Linked DNA regions of Homo sapiens: all the other regions are linked to region 3. Evidence: chromatin contacts called from ENCODE Hi-C or POLR2A ChIA-PET data. All regions are on one chromosome and are shown on one strand. The core of a region is the stretch at or near the end of the contact, and the rest is flanking DNA. Distances in the headings are between cores, read along the strand shown. Region 1 overlaps CTNNBL1 (catenin beta like 1). Region 2 overlaps CTNNBL1 (catenin beta like 1). Region 3 overlaps TTI1 (TELO2 interacting protein 1). Region 4 overlaps CTNNBL1 (catenin beta like 1).

Region 1 (3,208 bases), core at 424-2,923, 190 kb before region 3:
AAAATGTTTTATAATTGACTGTGGTGGTAGCTGACATATCTGTGAATATTCTAAAACCCATTGAGTTGTACATTTTAACTGGTAGAAATTGTATAGTATGCGAATTGTCTCAATAAAGCTGTTAAAAAGAAAGAAAAATGAATAATGAAATGTCTATAATCTCAACACCCCGAAATAATCTCTTATAATTTTAGTCTCTTTCTTTCCAGTCACTTTTAATGTACATTTTTCATGTGTAATTGTGGTAATGCTTCATAAAGAATTTTGAGTATTGCCTTTTGTGTTTATCATTCTGACTGTAAGAATTTGTCCACCCTATTGTAGACGTCTTCTCCTAATTGTTAACAAGTATGTAATATTTCCATTTAGATGTATAATGTGTACGGCAGCAAATACCCTTTTTTTTTTTTAAGCTCTATAATTTCCCCATGAAATACCTTATCTGAAACCTCTTTTGTTCACAGGGAAAAGAAGATCTCCCGGAGCAGTGCCCTGAAAGTGCTGGACCATGCCATGATTGGCCCCGAAGGCACAGACAACTGCCATAAGTTTGTTGACATTCTTGGCTTACGAACCATCTTTCCCCTCTTTATGAAATCTCCCAGGAAGATCAAGAAAGTGGGAACCACTGAGAAGGAACATGAAGGTAGGGTTCACTGGAGGAGTCAGCCTAATTTAGGTGCATTAGGAGAAATAGGGAAATGTGAACTACTTTGAAAAATTCTGACGTGTTTGGGGGATAGAGGGGAAGAGTGCTACCTTTTTCTTACTATTTTCTTATTTTTCATGAATGAAAAAGAGACCCCAGGTCACTGATAGCCTTTGTTGCACCAGTTCTCTGCTTGTTTGAATCCTGGTCATTCCATTTCCTTCTGGACTGTTAATAAGTCTGTGTGTGAGGGTTTTGTTTTCTTCACTATAATTTGTAGCGAGGTGTCTCTCTGATGGAAGACCCTTTTGAAAAGAGTAATGAGGTGGCAACACATGTCACCTCCAGAGTGGTGCTTTCATGTATTTCTGTACTAAAGTATGATTCAGCCAACATCAGGAATTGCCGAAATAAACTATTTATAGCCCAGATTCCCCTTTTATGTTTCTCCTCCCTGATGGTGCACGCTCCCAGCAAAATGCTGCCATGAATTGTGACGCTGTAACCAGAGTAGTTACTGCTAGGCCAGTCTCTTCCTGCTGTTGTCTAGTGGCCTGCTGCAGCCCTCTCCCCAGTAAATAGCCACAGTGCAATCTGGAAGGCCAGGGATTTATGAGCATTGACAGTTCTGCTGGAGGCTGGCAGACACTTGCACCAGGGAATTTACATGGTTGGATGGTTATTTTAAAGTGTGGGGAGCGGGTGGAGAGGAGTGGGGAGGTAGTGTGTTGAGAGAGGAGCAGAAGCTGAGCTGACTGGCTCATTTGGCTGTTTTCTCAGAAGCAATGTTCGTCCCATGGTTTAGGAGGCTTTTTTTTTTGTCAGTGCTTGGTGGAATTGGCATGGGTATCTGCAGGATCTTTTGCATTCCTCATCCTCATAGACGAAAGTTTGAGAACTCCCGCCTCTCTCTTTTCCAGTTGACTTGGCTTAGTCTCTCCCAACTTGGAGTGGCTAAAGGGAAGGTGGTGTGACCTACCTTCAGTGGTTATCTTCAGTGATATCTTCTCTATCAAATCAACTCTCCAGAGACAACAGGAAATCTGGCTGGAGCAAAAGAGGAACTGGCCTTGCAAATACTGTGGCCTAGAGACCTGAGAACAAGTAGAGACTTCAGTTTAACTCATTTTGACCAAACACTAGCTATAAATATGTTAACCCCGTGCTAGATTTTCCCCACTGAAAATTCAGCAAAATGAGTCCCTGGGAGAGGGAATGGAGGGGGTCCTGGAGGTCTAGGAGATAAACTTTTCAGACAGTCAACATTTAGTGAAAGCCTGCCACTTTCCTGGCCCGGCTGCACTATTCGCTATCATATTTAAAACTCACAACCTATGAAGTATTGGTGGCATCCTTATTTTTTTTTTTAGAGGAGATGAACTGGGAAGGCAGCCGAGCTGTGGGTTCTACAGCTAACTAGGTGTGCGACTTTGGAACCTTGGCTTAACTTCCCTTCACTGCATTTTCCTTTCTGGTCTGTAAGATGAGGGAAGTGGACTAGTGAACTAGAAGCTCTGATAGCCACACCTTCAGATTCTCAGGAACAAGCCCTGGTTGTCAGGGTTGCCTGTGAGCCAGGAAGCTCCTCAGGGTGGATGCTGTGGCTGACCTGCTGGGTTCCACTGAGAGACCTGAGGCTGCATCTTGAGTGTGCTGGAACAGAGTGTGAAGGAAAACAGCCCTTAGCAGGCTCCTGCTCTGCGGTCATGGCACTGAGAAGAGGAGGAAGTGACAGATTCAGTGAGCAGCTGCTTTTCTTCTGAAAAATGTGCCCGGTGGCGTGCTGGTAACAGTCCATTTGCTTTAGAGTAACCGCATTAGGCATGTGATAACATTATGTTAGTGAGGGCAATGGCTTGGTAAGACGTCTCCTAGAAGGCATGTTCAGGCTGTAATGGCTGGGGAGGATGAGCTCTGCATCCTGAGCGGACCAGTACCCAGAGAGCAGAAGTGAACTCCAAGGAGAAAGCACAGCCCTCCACTCCTGCCACCCCTGCCAGCTGCTGCCACTCCTACAAACCGGCCTTCGGCCATGAATGGCAGAGTGAGAATGGAGGCAGAGCAGAGCAGTGCGCACTGTGCAGGGTTTCTTTGTCCTGTCCTCTGGGTAAGACTGTGCTCTTTGTTGGCCTCCGAGTGCCAGCCCTTCTCACGTAAGTGGGCCAGATTTGTGTGCTAAGCTAGAGCACAGTGGCCTCAGACCATCAGGAATACTGGTGGGCATGCCCAGCTCATTCCTGCCCCCGGGCTTCCAGCATGCTCTTCCCTCCATGTGCAGTGATTTTTCTCCACCCTGTCTGCCTGGCTATCTTTTAGTTGTCCTTAGTCCTTAGTTTTGTTTTTTGTTTTTTTTTTTCCTTTTTTTTTTTTTTCCCTGGCCTGTTGCCCAGGCTAGAGTGCAGTGATGCGATCTCGGCTCACTGCAGCCTCTGCCTCCCAGGTTCAACCGATTCTCCTGCCTCAGCCTCATGAGTAGCTGGGACTACAGGCGCCCACCACCACACCCAGCTACTTTTTGTATTTTTAGTAGAGATGGGGTTTCACCATGTTGGCCAGGCT
Region 2 (3,620 bases), core at 499-2,998, 170 kb before region 3:
CCTATGCTCCTTCCAGTGTTCCAGAAGACACAGATTGATATGGTTTGGCTCCGTGTCTCAACCCAAATCTCATCTTAAATTGTAATTCTCACATATCCAGAAAGGGACTTGGTGGAAGGTGATTGGATCTTGGGGCCAGTTTCCCCCAATCTCTTCTCGTGATAATGAGGGAGTTCCCACGAAATCCAATGGTTTAAAAGTGGCGGCTTCCCCCACGCGCTCTCTCTGTCTCTCCTGCCACCTTGTGAAGAAGGTGCTTGCTTCCCCTTCACCTCCTGCCATGATTGTAAGTTTCCTGAGGCCTCCCCAGCCAGGCAGAACTGTCCATCAGTTAAACCTCCTTTCTTTGTAAATTGCCCAGTCTCAGGTAGTATCTTTATAGTAGCGTGAATGTGAACTAATACACAAATGAACTGCCTCTGGTGGCTGTAAAGTATGAATAAGATCACGTGATTTTGCTGCATAATCCTTTCAGGTCTTCTTAATACAGATCTAGGGTAAAATCTAGACTTTTGCATGACAGAAGACCTGCCCCTTTGGCCTTCTCTTGCCGGTACCACCTTGCTCATCCCCTGCCCTGTTTCCACCTAGCCTAAACTAGGGAAGCCCCTCCTGGTGTTACTCTTTTCTCTCCTCCACATCTTGACATTGGATGCATCCCCTGACTGAGATGCTCTTTTACCCACATCTCTGTAAGACTGATTACTTACTCTTAGAAATCTCCCTCATCCTACTTCCTCCTTGAAGCCTCTCCTGATTTTCCATTTCTGTTCTGAGACTGCTTCCTTTCTTATGCTCCCGACAGCATCCGTTTTGTACAGTGGTGGTTGGCTTGCTTGTTTCCACTCAGCTGTGAGCTCCGCTAGGCAAGAACTATGCCTTACGCGTGGGGGTGGATAGGAATCCCTTTTGTCCTTTATATCCCTTTAAACAGACTTAATCAAAAGGAAAAAATAAATCTTTTTATTAGGGAAAATTTCAGAAATATACAAAGGTGGAGAAAATTATATATTGAATCCTTATGTACCCATCACTCAGCTTCAGTGAATAACGTTTTGCCAGTCTTGTTTGTTCCCCTCCTCTCTTTTTTTCTTGTAATATTTTAAGGCAACCTTAGACATCATGTAATTTTACCTCATGTGGAATTTTTAATTTATAAAATCAATGACTGATATGAGCAAGAGCCTTGGATTTAGGCATTTTCCTAGCTGGAATATGTATGTTAGCAATAGAATCTATTGATAGTTCAGCTGTATACTGTTAGATGCCAGAAGTAACTTAGATCAGATTTTCTCACCCTTGGCACTATTGACACTTAGAACCAGATAATTTTTTGTTGTGGAGGGCTCCCCTTCATATTGTAGAGTGTTCAGCAGCATCCTTGGCCTCTTGCCACAGCTGGATGCCAGTAGCAACCCCCAGTCAGTCATCACAAACACACACATAAAAATTGCAGAATATCTCAAACAGTGGAATCCTCCCACCCCTCCCCCTGCACAACCCCCAACTGAGAACCACTGTCATAGAGAAAGGGAAGAATTTTATAGCTGTTGAGATCTTCCAGATCTCAGGACTGTTCAATAGACAGTTGGGGAAACTAAGTCCCAGAAAGGAAGTGTGCCTTTCTGATTATTACTGTGCTTATTAGTATCATGCTAGAGAATAAATCTGTATTTTCTGCTTCCTGTGCCAGCGTGTGTCTAACTCTACCACACGTAGTTTCTAGAGGCTACCAGGGTGATGTCAGAGGCTGCCTAGGAGCAGGAAGAATTCCTGTGGCCGTGGTGTGGGTGTCTTCCCTGAACAGAGAAGATGACATGGCCAGGCTGAGGGGAGTTATGGAATACTGCTGCCAGCAAGGACACACTGCTGCTGATTTGCAGCCATGCCCAGCATCTGCCTTGGCTGCCCGTCATTCCCTTTTACCAAATATTTATGATGAAGCGGGCTGGAGAGCTCTTTCCTTGGGAATGCATCTTGGATTCCATAGTGGCAGACAAGTAGAATTTGTTTCACAGAAATAACTTTGAAGTTAGTTTTTGCCAGAAACCATCTGTTTTATATAAAGCAAAGGGACATTGGAGTTTCAGTTTATAGCTTTGTTCAAAATGGACTCTCTGCTTATTTCTCACAACTCATTCTGCTAAGCAGCGCCCTGGAAAGTTGGGTGCTAGTAAATTTAGTTTACCACTAGGAAGGCAGATTTAGGATGGTAGGGAGAAAGCTGGCTCATGAAGTGAGATCAAAGACTCTCTGGCTCTCAGTAGCTCTGAAAACTTGGGTAAGGCTCATAACCTCTCTGGGCCTTATTTTTTCACATCTGTACAATGGGGAGAATAATTCACTCCAGGGGTGGTCATGAATATTAAGTGAGAAAGAGTATATGAAGCACCCAGCATGTGAATCCAGCACACAGTGCTAATAAATGGTTTTTCGCTCCTCAGAAAGACCTGTCTGGAAAGGCACGCAGATTTTGCAGGCCCTTAGTTCTTTATTTGTACAATTCTAAAATGGTTGCACTGGGTGTATAGAAAGATTAACTTTGGAGAAAATGACGATGGCAACAAAGTACTTAATATATTTGCCAATATATATTGTTGATTGTACCCGGTTAATAAAACAGCATGGACTCATTCTTCACAAATGCCATATGTTCTTTAGGATTAACTGGGTTATTTTATCTCCTCTCTGTGATGAGTCTGATCCCTGTTAGAATGTGGTCCTGAAGCATTTTCACTACAGAGATGACTGCCTGTTTTTCCAGTAGTCTCTGAGCATGAAAGATTATAGGATGGTTTCATTTGTTAGTCTGAGACTAGAAAAGAAAGAGCTATGTCAGTGCAGCGCTGAAATTCCTCCTGTCCTCTAACTGCCGCCTGACTGGCTGAAGGAAGAAGGGTCAAGAAATCAGATTTCAAGAAAGTGAACATAAGGCCGCCTTGGGTCTGCAGCAAGTTTTTCTGGTTTCTGTGGAAATCAGCTGAAGCCCTGGAGCCTGGAGGGAGTGTGAGTGTGTGTGGAGCTCAACAGTTGGTGAGGCTGCAGTAGCTTCAAGGAGGACTTTGCTGCTTAATGTGGGAAGAATAGGAGGAGGAGGGAGCGGCTGTTTGAAGAGCAGAAAGGCAGGACTGTCGAGTAAGATGAAAGCAGTGAAGAGGTAGGTTTAGATCATTGCTGGAAGGCCCTGGAAACAGGCCCCCTCCCCCACCAACTGAATTTCTGTCTAAAGCAGGCATCCAGGGAGGATTTTCAGAGGAGTGTGAACACCTTCTTTGCATTGGGACTGTGGTGTTCGGCTCTCCTGCACCAGGGTAGGTTGATGCTTGGACAGTGGGGAAATGGAAGAACAAAGACATTGCTGATGAGGGAGAATGTAGGGAAATTCCCAGCTGAGCCTTCGTGCTCAGCCTTGGGTGTGTGGCTCCAGGCCCTTGCATGCTATCCAGGGCTAGTGAGAAGACAGTGAGCAAACCACTGAAAAGGACTCCTTACAAAAGACCAAAGTCTCATTTTAGGATCTAAAGATTTTTTTATGTGTTTAGTTGGGTGGGGGTAGGGAGAGGAGTGGTAACTATATAATATACTTTTCAAATCCTGAAAGAGCTTCCAGGGCACAAAGT
Region 3 (3,271 bases), core at 332-2,831:
TTTTTATTTCTAAATGTTGGAAATGGAGGATTATGACTTGAAGCAACGATTTACTCTCCAAATAAATACTACCAATTACCTTTGCAGCTATACATGCTCGTTTGACTTAACTATGTTTACCTGTTCAAAACCATTCATCTATCGATCTAACGCCAACATGCATACTCACACAGAGACCCATATCAAAAATATTTAAATGCAACATGGGCAGGACTTAAAACCGTAAACACCAGTAGAAGCAAATGATGCTAACCATACCTCTGAAGTGCCACAAGATAAAGTATCATAAATGCAGAGGAATGATTCCATTGCTTTGTGCATATTTAAAAGGATATGGCGCTGAGAGGTCCAATCTGTTATAGACAATTCAAAAATAAGCCAGAATCTAGGAGGGTTTACATCCCACTGGGGCGAGATTTAAAAGCAGCCCTTTCCATCTGGCCAGTTCTCCTGCCTCCAGGAACCCTGCAAGCCTAGATCCCACGACAGTGTATTGGGCACAGATTTCAAAGTGGCATTCTGTGCTGAGCACTATGAGGGCTGACTCGGACCTTTCCCCCAGCTGGCTGCACTCTCGGGCCACATTGTTTCCTGCCCCTCCCTGGAAGGTATGTACCCTTGAAGATAAAGACATCTTCATAGCAGCCTAGGTAGGCTTGCCCACCTCCTGCCTGAACTGTTTTCCTGTAACCTGTGCTCTGGCACTAAGCCAGCAGCCTCCACTCACGGATGCCTTCAGAAACAGCTCTAGGAAATGTCCTTCTGTATTTACTGCAAGGACGTTGAGGATATTAGTCACAACAGTACCCAGTGTTCTTTTAAGATGACCCACAGAGAAATTTTCCTCAAGCGTCAGTAATAAGGAAAGCCATGCTTCTTTCTGAAAAGCTTTCTTTCCTTTTCTTTTTAAAAACTCTTATTCAGGTACTTCCTGTACCATTTTCCTCTTTGCTGTCTGTCAGGAAGCACAGAGCCACTCTGAAAGCTCCTCTCTAGCAAGGGTGCAGGGCTCTAACTGTATTGTCTATATTAACCTCAACTCGGTCTCATCTTGTTTTTGCTGTTATTTTTCCATTTAAAAAATTTCTTCACTTCCTTCCTTTTTTCTTTGTTGCAAACAATTTATAAGATGTTCCAAGTCATTTTCGGAATAAGAAGAAATTTAAATAATGATTCACAACTACTATTTAGTGACTTTTACTCTGTGGTGGTATTTTGTGCTACCTGACTTTACTGAATCCTTGTCGTCATTGTAGTAGGTGAAATAAGCAAAATAACATACATGCTTTTTTCGGTCTTATAGATGAGAAAACAGAGACTTTGAGAAGTGAATTAATTTGCCAAGGTTATCTTGTTATTGAACAACAATGTGAGGCCTTGGTAGTTATCTCTGAAAATCTTCAACTCTCAACACAGCACTTGGCTCATCATAAGAGACCCAATAAAAATCTTTTAAAATACATCTATACAATAAGACAAATAGAGATCATCTCCCTGGCTACTTTATTTACTCAGTACTGAGACAACATTTACTTCCACGCCTCTGAGGTGTTCGAGAGGGATGACAGAGCCTGCAGAATGAGGAAATGACTACCCTGTGGTCGACCACAGCCTCTGATGACCAAAACCCACTTTGTGCAGGCGGTGCTGCGACCAGGCTCGATCTGTCATCGAGAACATTCTGCTCCCAACCTGGCACGGCATGCACTGTGCACACACACCCCACGCTTGGCTTTCCTACCGGGTGGTAAGATGGTTGACCCTGGCAGGTTATCAGTGACATGACAACACCAAGGAAGAAGGGACAGAATTGGCAGCACTGAATTTAAGTAGATTTAAGTAGCCCAGAGGTCCCTGCCTTCAGTTCTGAAACCCAGCAACCCACTTTGTTTGTAATCTGCCTGCCAGATGTCTCTTATCTTTGACACCATGAAATCAGGCCTATATATGCACAGTGAACAGCTCCAGATCTGAGTGTATTTTTAGAACAATGGGACTCAAAAAGAAAACCAGCAATGCCTGTCAAAAGATGGATAATAGGAAAGCTAACTACTTGGGTTTGGATTTGTCAACTATTAATCAAGTGTCAAAAGGAAAAAATATTAGGTGTGTCCTCATTTCCATGCTGGGTGCAATCCAAGGGGGAACAGCTTTGCAGTCCAAGCTCAGCCAAACTGCCCACACCATTTAAGGGGATGAGCTACTAATTTCAAGCTCAGCTGAACTAATGGATCACCTCTGTGGCTCCTCATCCGTTCAAATATAATAGGCTCATGTGTGGGTAAAGAGAGGAGTTGGGGCTCTGACAGGGATGAAATGAATGAGCCTGTGCCGGTCTGTGTTCGTCCAGGGTTTGAAGGCACCAGCTGGTTCTTTGATGGGATGGGATCCTACTGCTAGAAAGAGAGCAGGGAAGTCAGTCTGTAAATGAACCTTCAAACCCGGTCCTGACTTCTGCAAACAGTGGTGGCACAATTAACATGAAAAAGATCCTTTTGAGGTGAAATCCCCAGTTCAGATTTTAGTAAGGATGAAGCAGGCTTACAACTAGAAATTCTGTGGCCAGTGTCTATGTGTATGAGTAACATACACATCATGTATAACATATTTGGGAAATTTACATACATGTACCCCACATAGGTGTGTACACAGATGTAAATATACCTTCAGAACATAAGCAGAGGGTAGAGGCCCCTATCTTGTTCCCTCTAATTCCAGTCCCTAGAACAGTACCTGGAGACTCCTTGGACATACTAACGTGATTCATCCACAAGCACCCTATGAGAATGGAGTTTTCATCACCCCCAGTTTACAGAGGAAGAAAATGAAATGAAGCTAAATCATTTGCTCAAGGTCACATGGCCAGTAAGATCTGAACCTCGGTTTGTCCAAAGCAAGACTGCTACTTTTTCTCTCACACACAATGGCGAGGCAGAGGGAGCTGGAATGGCAACCTCCCCAGCGCCCCATCAGGGGCTACAGCAATAACAGCATCCAGGACTTGCGTGGCCAGAAGGTACACCAGCTGGTCACCACCTGCTGGCACCCTGCATCCCTATCTGGGCTCTGGGGTTAGCAGGTGGGAGTAGGACTGGGGGTGGAGGCCAAGCATCCTAAAAGCTTTATTTTTCTATTATGAGACTTGTTGGGCACTGACTTCATCTTCTTCTTTTTTTTTTGAAACAGGGTCTCACTCTGTTGCCCAGGCTGGAGTGCAGTGGTGTGATCACGGCTCACTATGGCCTTAACCTTCCAAGGCTCAGGTGATCCT
Region 4 (3,366 bases), core at 822-3,321, 250 kb before region 3:
CATTGTGTGAGACACCCAATGTGATATACCCGAAAAGAAGCATGTGATTACAGGCCCTTACTCCTCATTGTAATTAGAGAGATAAAGTGTGTACTGTGGCCGGGCACAGTGGCTCACACCTGTAATCCCAGCACTTTGGGAGGCCAAGGTGGGCAGATCACGAGGTCAGGAGATCGAGACCATCCTGGCTAACACGAAGAAACCCTGTCTCTACTAAAAATACAAAAAAATTAGCCGGGCATGGGGGCATGTGCCTGTAGTCCCAGCTACTCGGTAAGCTGAGGCAGGAGAATCGCTTGAACCTGAGAGGCAGAGATTGCAGTGAGCTGAGATCATACCACTGTACTCCAGCCTGGGCGACAGAGCAAGACTCCATCTCAAAAAACAAAACAAAACAAAAAAAGTGTACTGTACATTGAACCCAGAAAGGTCAATGGCAGAGTGAGGTGGGGTATAAGAGCCACAGGAAAGTAGTGACAATGAATGTGAAACCCCTGTGGACTGAAGTTTTTGCATTTGTCTCTTTGTACCAGGAGGAGCCATTGGATGAAAGCTCAGTGAAGAAAATGATCCTCACATTTGAAAAGAGATCATATAAAAACCAAGAATTGCGGATTAAGTTTCCAGACAATCCAGAGAAGTAAGGTTCTGTTCCACTGATACCATGTCTCCTCTGTGGCGTTTCGTTGGCTAATTTTGTTTTGATTTTGGTTTGTTTTGGCTTTTGTGATTTGGGCCAGGAATCCCAGGATGACCCCCATGTTTGGGAATTCACTAGAAGGACTCCCAGGACTCAAAGTCAGTGATACTCAGGGCTGTGGTTTATTACACAGGGCACACAACAGGATCAGCAAGAGAAAAAGACACATCAGGTGGCATCTGGAGAAATTCAGATACAGGCTTCCTATGTTTTCTCCTTCCCAGTGGGTGGGATTATACAAACATGCTTCTTTCTTCAGCAATGAAATGCATCAACATGTGTGCAGTGATGCTGTCCAGGGAAGCCCATTTCAGACTCTGAGTTCAGGGTTTTTATGGAGGACTGGTCATGTAGGCATTCTCTGCCTGTAATAACAATAACAACCAAAATTGTAGGCTCCTGGAAGGAAAGCAGCTGTTCAGTGCCCCGGGCTGACAAAGCAGCAACCTTATCACTTAGGGAACATTTCAAAAGCCAAATTCCTGGCTGCCAGCCTAGGGCCAGCCTTGTAAGCTAGCCCTTTTCAAGATCAGCCCCGCAGTTAACATATTAACTCTCCTGCATTATTCTTTTCAGTGCCCAAAGAAGACTGATCGTGCCTGCCGTTAGTGATAGCTTTACTGTGGAGATCATTTCAGAGGCTCTGAAGTTAGACAGATATTGGTGTGATACACACATCCCTTTGAATAAGTTACTTCCCCTTTCTTAGCCTTGGGTGTCTCATCTGTATAAGGAAATAATGCCTTCCTCACAGGGTTGTATGAAGATTAAAGGAGAATAATGTAAGTGTTTAGCTTAGTACCTGGCACATAGTAGGTGCCCATGAGATGATAGTTAACGTGAGTTTTACTACACTGGCACCTTGGTGCACTATGAAGTGCTATGTGAGGAATCTGGCATCTTTCAGTCAGTCTTGAATCCTAACCAAGGGGACTTTCACATTTATACGATTTTAATGTTCTAAACCTCTCTTTCTTTCCCTATCTTTGTCCCTCCCAGGACATACAATTTTAATGAATCTTAATATGCCCAAGGCCCCCAGGCAATTAACAATTGAGTAGTACAGGCTTTGCACTCAAGTTTTTAGGTTACTAGGGAGACTGACTATAAAGGCAAGGTAGAAGGAAACAGACACTTTAAAAGAGATATAATAGGAGAAGAAACAGTAAATACCAAGTTGGGGGCTATTGAGGGTGTCACAGAAAAGATAGTAGTTGAGCTGGGCCTTGAAGATTCATTTTTATTAGGCGGAAAAGAACACAGGAAGGCATGCCAGGCAATATGAGGAGCATGAACAAAGGCACAGAGGTGTCAGCGGGCACAGAGTCTTCATGGCAACCTAGAGAGGCCAGCGTGGTCAACTATGTTGTCCCTGTGCTGTGGATGAGAAGGCAGAGTGGGGAGAATGTGGTTACTGGGCCTAGGGCCACAGCCCTCTTTGATAGTAGGAGTAGCTATTAATAGATCAGGGCCCAGCTTATCCAGCATTAGAGTCCTATCAGGTTTTGTACTGATCTCCACCATACAGGAGCACTGTGTGTGTGTGTGTGTGTGTGTGTGTGTGTGTGTGTGTAATTACACAAGTAATGCATGAATAGATTGTCATTCTGAAAATACCAGTGGTACATGAGTAGAGTGAAAAATGAAAGTTTTCCTTCACTACTCTGATCCCTTTCCATTCCTCTGCCTAGAGGAACCTTGTGAACAGTTAATTATGCAAATGTATTTGTTTCTACTTAAATCATACTGTGCATATTCTGCACCTTGATTTTTTGGGTCATCTAACAGATCTGTCCAGGTGGTACATGCATATCTACCTTGTGTTTTTTTAATTGGTGCATAGTATTTCATGGTTTGGAAATACCATGACTTATTTAATTATTTTCTATTAATGGACATTTGATTATTTTAAAATCGGCTTTTATGAAAAATGCTATAGTGAACCTACTTGTACATGTGTCTTTGTGTGCATATATTTCCATAGGATAGATACCTAAATTTTGAATTCCCAGATTGAAGGGTATGTACATTTTAATGATAGCTACTGCCAATTTTCTCACTGTATTTTTAAATTCTCCCCCCAGCAGCAGCATCTCTTTTCTTGTGTTCTTGCCCACAATGCATGTGATCAGTCTTTAACATCTTTGCCATTTGTTTTGTTGTTATTTCTGTACTCAGTGGTTCCTGCATTAGACTCTGTTCCTTTTAGGAGATGGACGGTGTCTTGTTTGTCTCTAGTGCCTACCACAGTACTTGCCTTGCTGTAGGTGTTCAGTAAACATGAGAGAGCTCATGTAGTCCCTGTCGTCTTTATTACATCCCCATTGCTTGAACCTAAGGATACATTATGAGGAAGCTATGCTGCGGGTAATGATACTGGAAATTTAAGAAATTCAGTTTACTTCTTTGAACACCAGTATTTCCTTCGCCCGCTTGGTAGATACACGTCTCTCAATTTGGAGCAGAGTTTCTGCAGGTTATGTTCACCATCTACATCTTAGGTACCTTAGTGTTACAGTTCATTAACTGGGTTTAAGACAATGTGATTTTATTTAAAAAAATCGGTAGTGTTTTCCATTCAGACAAAATGTATATACTATTTTAGTTTTAAAATCTGAGCATATGAAAATTGAAATTGTGCATAAAGAACTTTTTTTTTTCATGTC

The links. A loop is a pair of places that touch in the nucleus more often than their neighbours do. ChIA-PET counts read pairs that join two places held with the same protein, here RNA polymerase II (POLR2A). Pooled maps may share reads with other maps.
Region 1: a loop to region 3 is called in a map of GM12878, with 4 times the contacts of the local background. The contact joins two enhancer-like sites. A Hi-C loop is called at or near these places in 1 of 168 maps with a recorded cell type or tissue (GM12878), 15 of 37 single-sample maps with no recorded cell type and 7 of 50 pooled maps. POLR2A ChIA-PET finds 5 or more read pairs at or near these places in 1 of 52 experiments (RWPE1).
Region 2: a loop to region 3 is called in a map of IMR-90, with 2.4 times the contacts of the local background. The contact joins two enhancer-like sites. A Hi-C loop is called at or near these places in 1 of 168 maps with a recorded cell type or tissue (IMR-90) and 4 of 50 pooled maps. POLR2A ChIA-PET finds 5 or more read pairs at or near these places in 5 of 52 experiments (B cell, MCF 10A, Panc1 and 2 more).
Region 4: a loop to region 3 is called in a pooled map, with 3 times the contacts of the local background. The contact joins two enhancer-like sites. A Hi-C loop is called at or near these places in 7 of 50 pooled maps. POLR2A ChIA-PET finds 5 or more read pairs at or near these places in 3 of 52 experiments (BJ, H1 and PC-9).

Annotation. Positions count from the first base shown.
Region 1 is chr20:37,802,403-37,805,610 of GRCh38, forward strand. CTNNBL1 (catenin beta like 1) reads left to right here. Exons shown (of 16, transcript NM_030877.5): 11 at 465-646. Among named protein-coding and RNA genes, the nearest start is that of VSTM2L, 99 kb to the right of the region's middle. Within about 2 kb of position 1,674, at least 5 of the 41 ENCODE cell types and tissues checked have a DNase peak (open chromatin) inside an H3K27ac peak, as active enhancers do.
Region 2 is chr20:37,820,448-37,824,067 of GRCh38, forward strand. All of the region lies in intron 11 of CTNNBL1 (catenin beta like 1), which reads left to right. Among named protein-coding and RNA genes, the nearest start is that of VSTM2L, 81 kb to the right of the region's middle. Within about 2 kb of position 1,749, at least 3 of the 41 ENCODE cell types and tissues checked have a DNase peak (open chromatin) inside an H3K27ac peak, as active enhancers do; they include IMR-90, where a contact is called at or near this core.
Region 3 is chr20:37,989,115-37,992,385 of GRCh38, forward strand. All of the region lies in intron 7 of TTI1 (TELO2 interacting protein 1), which reads right to left. Among named protein-coding and RNA genes, the nearest start is that of TTI1, 43 kb to the right of the region's middle. RefSeq lists an enhancer at 1,471-1,550. Within about 2 kb of position 1,582, at least 24 of the 41 ENCODE cell types and tissues checked have a DNase peak (open chromatin) inside an H3K27ac peak, as active enhancers do; they include IMR-90, where a contact is called at or near this core.
Region 4 is chr20:37,736,845-37,740,210 of GRCh38, forward strand. It overlaps CTNNBL1 (catenin beta like 1), which reads left to right. Exons shown (of 16, transcript NM_030877.5): 3 at 534-640. Among named protein-coding and RNA genes, the nearest start is that of CTNNBL1, 44 kb to the left of the region's middle. Within about 2 kb of position 2,072, at least 3 of the 41 ENCODE cell types and tissues checked have a DNase peak (open chromatin) inside an H3K27ac peak, as active enhancers do.